Linked DNA regions of Mus musculus: region 1 is linked to region 2. The links are chromatin loops, found by intact Hi-C in ENCODE. Cell type or tissue: heart. All regions are shown on one strand. Links, peaks and the distances in the headings refer to the core of each region. The heading gives the core; the rest is flanking DNA.

Evidence for each region. A loop is a pair of places that touch in the nucleus more often than their neighbours do. Peaks named below come from ENCODE experiments on the same cell type or tissue, not always from the same donor. Only the 100,000 strongest peaks of a DNase experiment are listed, where the experiment ranks them.
Region 1: it touches region 2 in a loop (1.8-fold over the local background); 4 of 42 quality-filtered maps call a loop at or near these places.

What each region holds. Positions count from the first base shown.
Region 1 is chr12:117,533,017-117,535,926 of GRCm38, reverse strand. It overlaps Rapgef5 (Rap guanine nucleotide exchange factor (GEF) 5), which reads right to left and starts at 1,999. Exons shown (of 26, transcript NM_001373989.1): 1 at 1,694-1,999. The coding sequence starts at 1,909. In heart, for the core only: CTCF peaks have their summits at 1,213 and 1,954; DNase peaks (open chromatin) are centred at 1,386, 1,586 and 1,956; H3K4me3 peaks cover 1,670 bases; H3K27ac peaks cover 1,417 bases; H3K27me3 peaks cover 552 bases.
Region 2 is chr12:117,668,707-117,671,616 of GRCm38, reverse strand. All of the region lies in intron 9 of Rapgef5 (Rap guanine nucleotide exchange factor (GEF) 5), which reads right to left. Among named protein-coding and RNA genes, the nearest start is that of Rapgef5, 140 kb to the right of the region's middle. In heart, for the core only: no CTCF peak of the experiment used is centred there; a DNase peak (open chromatin) is centred at 1,776.

The DNA.
Region 1 (2,910 bases), core at 126-2,625, 140 kb after region 2:
GCAAAGTCTATAATTCTGGGTCTTGTGTTTATTTAGCCACCCTATCTTGAGGACACACTTCCTGCCTTTCTTTGTAAGCAATCCTATACACCACACATCAAGATTACTGTGTGGAGTGGATGGAGTTAGGGATTCTTATGGAAGAGTAGGGGAAAGGACTGAGGTCCCGAAGGGGTTAGGAACTCCACAGGAAGACCAAGAGAGTCAACTAGCCTGGATCCTTGAGGCTCTCAAGAGACTGAACCATCAGCCAGAGAACACACACAGGCTGGACCTAGGCCTCCCTACACATATGGAACAGATGTGCAACTTGGTCTTCACATGGGTCCCAAACAACTGGAGAGGGGGTTATCCCAAAAAGTGTTTCCAGTCTGTGGGCTATATTCTTCTAGCTGGACTGCCTTGTCTGGCCTCAGTGGGAGAGGACGTGCCTAGCTCTGCAGTCTTGATGTGCCAGGGTAGGGAAAAAAACCAGGGGAGCCCACCCACTCAGAGAAGGAGAGGGGCGAAGTGTTGTAGGAGGAGGTGACCGGAAGTGGGGGGGCAGTGAGCGGAATGTAACGTGAATTAAAAAACCATGATTACTGTGTGGGCAATTCTAAAACTTTCCTGGTGGCTGACTTAAAAATTATCTAATTGCATGAGAGAATCCTAAGAACAATCCTTTAAGGTAGCACCGAAGAAGAAAATACCTAGGAAAGGGAAAACACAGCCTGGAGAACAAGAACTGTAGCAATTCAGATCCTTGCCCATCTATAGGAAGCCACGACAGAACAAATGCTTCCTCAGCCCTTAGGTTTCCGCAAGCCAATAACATCACAGGAGCTGTGAGTCTCCAACTACTGTCTCCTTTCATGACATATAACTAAGACTTCTAGTCAAAAAAAAAAAAAATCACACCATTGTTACGATTTTTCAGTAAATACTACATAATAATCAAAAAATAATTTTTAAAAAAAGTATGAGTAGGATGTACCAAGGTATTCCCAAGCTCTGCTGAGTAGGAAGGAAGTCAGTGAGAGCTTACTGGGGCTTTCTTGAGTGGCTTGAGGATCACCAGGATGACAAGCAGGCCCTCCTTTTAACATAAAAAACATGTCTGGCCTGCTCAGGTCGTGAGATGCACTTACAACACAAGGAATGCTCCTTCACCAGGAAGTCATATCTGAACACACCATCAGAAAGTCGATATTTGAGATTCCCGGGGGTCCGACCCTCTCCCGCTCTAGGGGGCGTCCCGGAGTACTGAGTGCTCCCAGCGCTAGCAGCTCACCCAAGCTCTTCCAACTCCTAAGTCTCCCCCTCAGCAGTGGCGGCTGCCAGGGCAGTCCCGACGCCCAGACACTGCTGAGTCTTCCAAAACAAGCACGCACGTCGCAGGCCACCTGCAAACAGGACCTGCGGGAGGCCTAAGACTTTCTGTGAGACGGGGCTGGTTGACTCAGTCACCGGACACCTGCAGCTTCCCCACAGAAAGCAGCAAACAGCCCTTCTTCCTGCGATGCCCCGGCGCCCGGGTGCGCTCAGGTGCATCTAGGGGGAAGGGTGGCCGTCGCAGCCCGAGGGGCGCCCCCTAACCCCGACGTCCCAGGCCCCGCTCCAGCGGAGTCCCGCCACCTCCCCAACTTCCAGCCACGGCGTGGCGGGCCCGCGGGGCAGTCGAGGGCTCCACGTGCGCGCCCGGGCCACTCACCCGGGCGCCGGCGGCGCTCCGCTTCCTCCGCAGCGTGAGCCCGCTCCGCAGCAGCGCAGGCAGGTCCCTGAGGCGCGGCCGCAGAGACGCGGCGGGCGGCTCGCGCTCCGGCTCCCGGGCGCTCGGGCTGCGGCGCAGAGGGCCATCGGCCGGGGCCGCCGAGGCCAGGGCCGGACTCTCGCAAGGCGGCTGCATCTTGACAGAGCCCACCGCCATCCTGATGCCCTGACGGTTGCGGCGGCGCCCGCGGCTGCTCTCCTCCGCGCTCGCCTCCGCGCCTTCGCCAGGCAGCGAGAGGGCGCGACTGCGGCTCAGGCGCGGGACGCGCTGCCAGCCGCTGCCCATTGGCGCGCGCCCGGCTGGGAGCCTCGGCCCCGCGCACCGCCCCGGCCCCGCCCAGGTGCTCCCCGCCCCGCCCCGCCGCTCACCTCCGGACGGCTGAGACACTCCCACCGCCCGCGGAAGGGGCCCTGGAGCGGCGAGTGCTCTGAGCCTGCATAGGTGCGCCATTCCCAAAAACCTCCTCCCGGACCCATTCCCCCGAGTCTAAAAAGTCCCTTTGCTCCAGCCAGGAGTGGCCTGGACTGCGACCCAGAAGGCTCAGAGGTCTTCCTCCCTCCGGCGCTTAGCCTAGCCCCACAGCACAGTCGGTATCCTAGAAAATGTTCAGAATTGGTTTCTTGGGACAACATTGCCCACTCAGTGGTCGGTAGGCGCGCTCCTCATAAAAGGGGGAGCGGAGAAAACTAGTTGGGTTTGATGGGTGCTTAGTAAAATAGGTGCAAGTCTGGTGGCCCGAAGATGAATCTCTGTTGACATGTTGGAACCTGACCTCCCTGGAAGCCTTCTGTGTCTGGTGAATGTGCTTGGTAAACTGTAAAGGCTTAGCGCAGCATGAATCACTGCTTATACAATTCCAGGAGGTAGGAATTGTGGAGTGCTCAGTGGAAACCATTCCAGGAAGGCCTTCAACTCCAAGGGGTTGTGAATCTTCAACAAGGCCTTTAACCCCTCAGCACTAGGACGCTGAGACCCACTCTTTACCTATGACCGCCAAAGATCTGAAAAACCTTTAAAATGACAAGTAAGGATCCTTGACAAGGTTACTATCTCACACAGCAGATGTTTGGCCAAGTGCACACGGGAAATGTGGCCGAGTAGGGAGAGTGGAGATCTTGCCCTTAAGAAAAGGGAAATTCAGCCTGATGTAGATAAAT
Region 2 (2,910 bases), core at 293-2,792:
TAAGACAGACAAGTTCTAGCTAGTTAGGCCAGATGAACATCCATCTCATAGCAACACCATTTGACAATAAATTTTTTAAAGTTCTAGCTATTTTTAAAACATTAAAGAACAGAATGATTCTTGGCAATCAGAGGCATACTCAATTAGACCAGAGGGGGGAAAAAAATAAAAGCTACTGGAAGCTTCCCAAACAATGAATTGATTGCCATTATTAAATGGCATCACCCCCCTCCTAAAGAATTCAATACTTCAAAGTGTGGATGCTCTAAATTTGTATGTGCATGTATGGGGAGGGATGGTTTTAGAGCTGGAAGAAATCACAGATATCTATATCTTAATTTAGTATATATGGAAATGAGGCTTACAAAGGAAAGCTACCATCCAATTTATAGTAAAAACATTTAACTTGGAAAATTTGTTAACGGAAATTCAATTTCTCCAAAGTAATAAATGTTTTTATTACTATAATTTTAGTTAATTTTTGTTACTAACAAAAAATTAACTAAAGTAAACTTATACATGTGATAGGTAATTAAGAAATATGACTTTTACATTATAAAAAATAAGTCAGAGAAATGTTAAAGACCTAAATGCAAAAGGCAGTTCCAGAAGAAATTTAAAAGACAATAATGTTGAGTGTCTACCTGGCCTTGGGAGTGGGAAGGCTTTCCTATCTTAAAGGCATATTTTAAGGTGAAGAGGAGTAGGAGAAATAGTTTCTGCTCATAAAAATAAATAAATTAAGTAGGAGACAAGCTGGGGGAAAACTGTATGTACCAATAACGTTTTGTAACCTTGATGCATAAAGTATTTATTCAAGTCAATGAATGGAAAATGGGCCAAGAAGGCAAATGGATTAAGAAGAAAGAGGAACAGATTAGTGTAAGTTACAAACTTACATTACATTAGAAAAGTTACAACTTTTCTAAAAATCATGTAAAGTCCAACAAGGTATTTCTCTCTCTTCCCCAACCACAGAGCAACTTGCCAAAGATCTTAGAGAATCCCCAGAAAGGGTGAAGGTGAGAGTGAGAACGTTCTGGGTCAAGTGCTTTCACGTACTGCTTGCTGATCACTAAGTAAAACCTAGTACAAGCTTTGATGGGAAGTAGCTGGGCCAAAACACAAAAAGAATTGACACAAGTTGTGTCTGTAAGTACTCACTGTGCTAGGAACGAACCCTTACAGTATAGGGAGAGACTCTTTTAGACCTGGGATAATTGGAAAACCTATTTGCTCCCAGTGGACAGGTAGCTTAGTATGTCATGAAGTTATAAAGAAATTTCCCCATGAGCATACTGGAAGCAGCCAGGAAGGGCGAGGAGCTGTCAATCATCTCTAGGTTCTCTACAGAATCCATATGTTGTCTTTCCAGTTGGTAGTTTCAATCATGAAGATATGTGCCTTAAGTTCTGGCACGCTGCCGGATACCTAATTCTGGACCAAGAAACATCCATATAGAAACATCTCCTCCAGATGGAATTTGTTTTCAGAACAGATTGAGGCATCGACTAATTGAGGTCCAGGTCTATATTAAAATGCATAGAAGGGTATTTAGGGGTGTTTTATAGCTAGACCGTTGGGGAGTCAGGAATGGTGATAGATAGCAACATGTGACCTCCTTTACCTTAAGACCTGTGTTATTTACGATTAATGCTGTAATAGAGTGATACCAAGGAAGTGAAAGGCACGGTGCTAATGCCTTACAGACACATGAGCAAGGACAGTTTTGGAAACAAACGTCTTATCACAGCCTTTCCCCTCTGGGAGTCTGTCCAACTTTCTCCACTGGATTCACTGCCCTTCTCTTTTCTCCCTGCTTGTTTTCTCATCCTCCCCTCACTGAGCGTTGGCGTCTTCTGGCTCACATCACATGCTGCTTGTTTCTACCTCTGTAGCTTCATTCTTGGTCACAGTTGTTCACTCACTGTTTCTATCAATGAATGGAGGTGATAATAAAGGAATATTACCAGGTCTCAAAAAACAAAACAAAACAAAACAAAACAAAAAAAAAAACAAAAAAAACGTGCCTCTGTGCATGAAGAAAGAAGGCTAAGTCAACATTAAAATTATCCAGGGCTTCAACGATGTGAACTTTATGTGTGGTAGCTAAATAAATGACTGCCACATGCAGGGCTCTGCCTGAAGACAGCTCAGTAACCAAAGGGTCCCAATTCCCATGTCTGTGGCTCCTGCCTTCAGCTAAAGCATACACAGCAGATGTTTGCCTATACCCAAGCCTTTGTCCTTCCATGGGGTCTCAAGGGCTGAGACATGCATCTTGTGGTTCTGCATTCAGAAAGAGAAGGCATGGCTTCTGGTTCCTCTGTTCTGTACCAGGACAATCTCAAAGCCTAGGTCTTGTATTAACCAGGCATTCTCTCTGCATCCATCCATAGAGATCCCGAGTTAGCCATGCGTGGAATGTAAGGTGTAAGTCAGAGTTAAGACACATAAATGGCAAATGACAGAGGGCGGGACACAGCACAGCAAGATGGGGAATAGATGGGGAATGCATTTTGTAAAAACCTAGTAAGAATTTTTCCAGGGTGTGGTGAGTTTTCTCAGGTCTGGGCAAATTTCCTTCGTGTGCCAAGATTATGAGTAACATTGATGGCCAGGAACTTTATTAGTGACTTGGACGGAAATGGGATCTACTTAAAACTGAAATAAAGGTCAGGTGTACTTGCCAAGTTACAGTGAAAATGCCATTTAATAGTTCAGAGAGTCATCAAAGGTTTTAGTGCACAAGCACCTGGCATTCAAGTACATTCTTCATAGGCAAATCAAGGTATCATTGGTGTGTGTGTGTGTGTGTATGTGTGTGTGTGTGTGTGTGTCTGTCTGTCCTCTCACCTTCCCTCCCCCCTATCCCCCGAGTTGCTAGGGATTGAATCCAGTGTCTTTTAC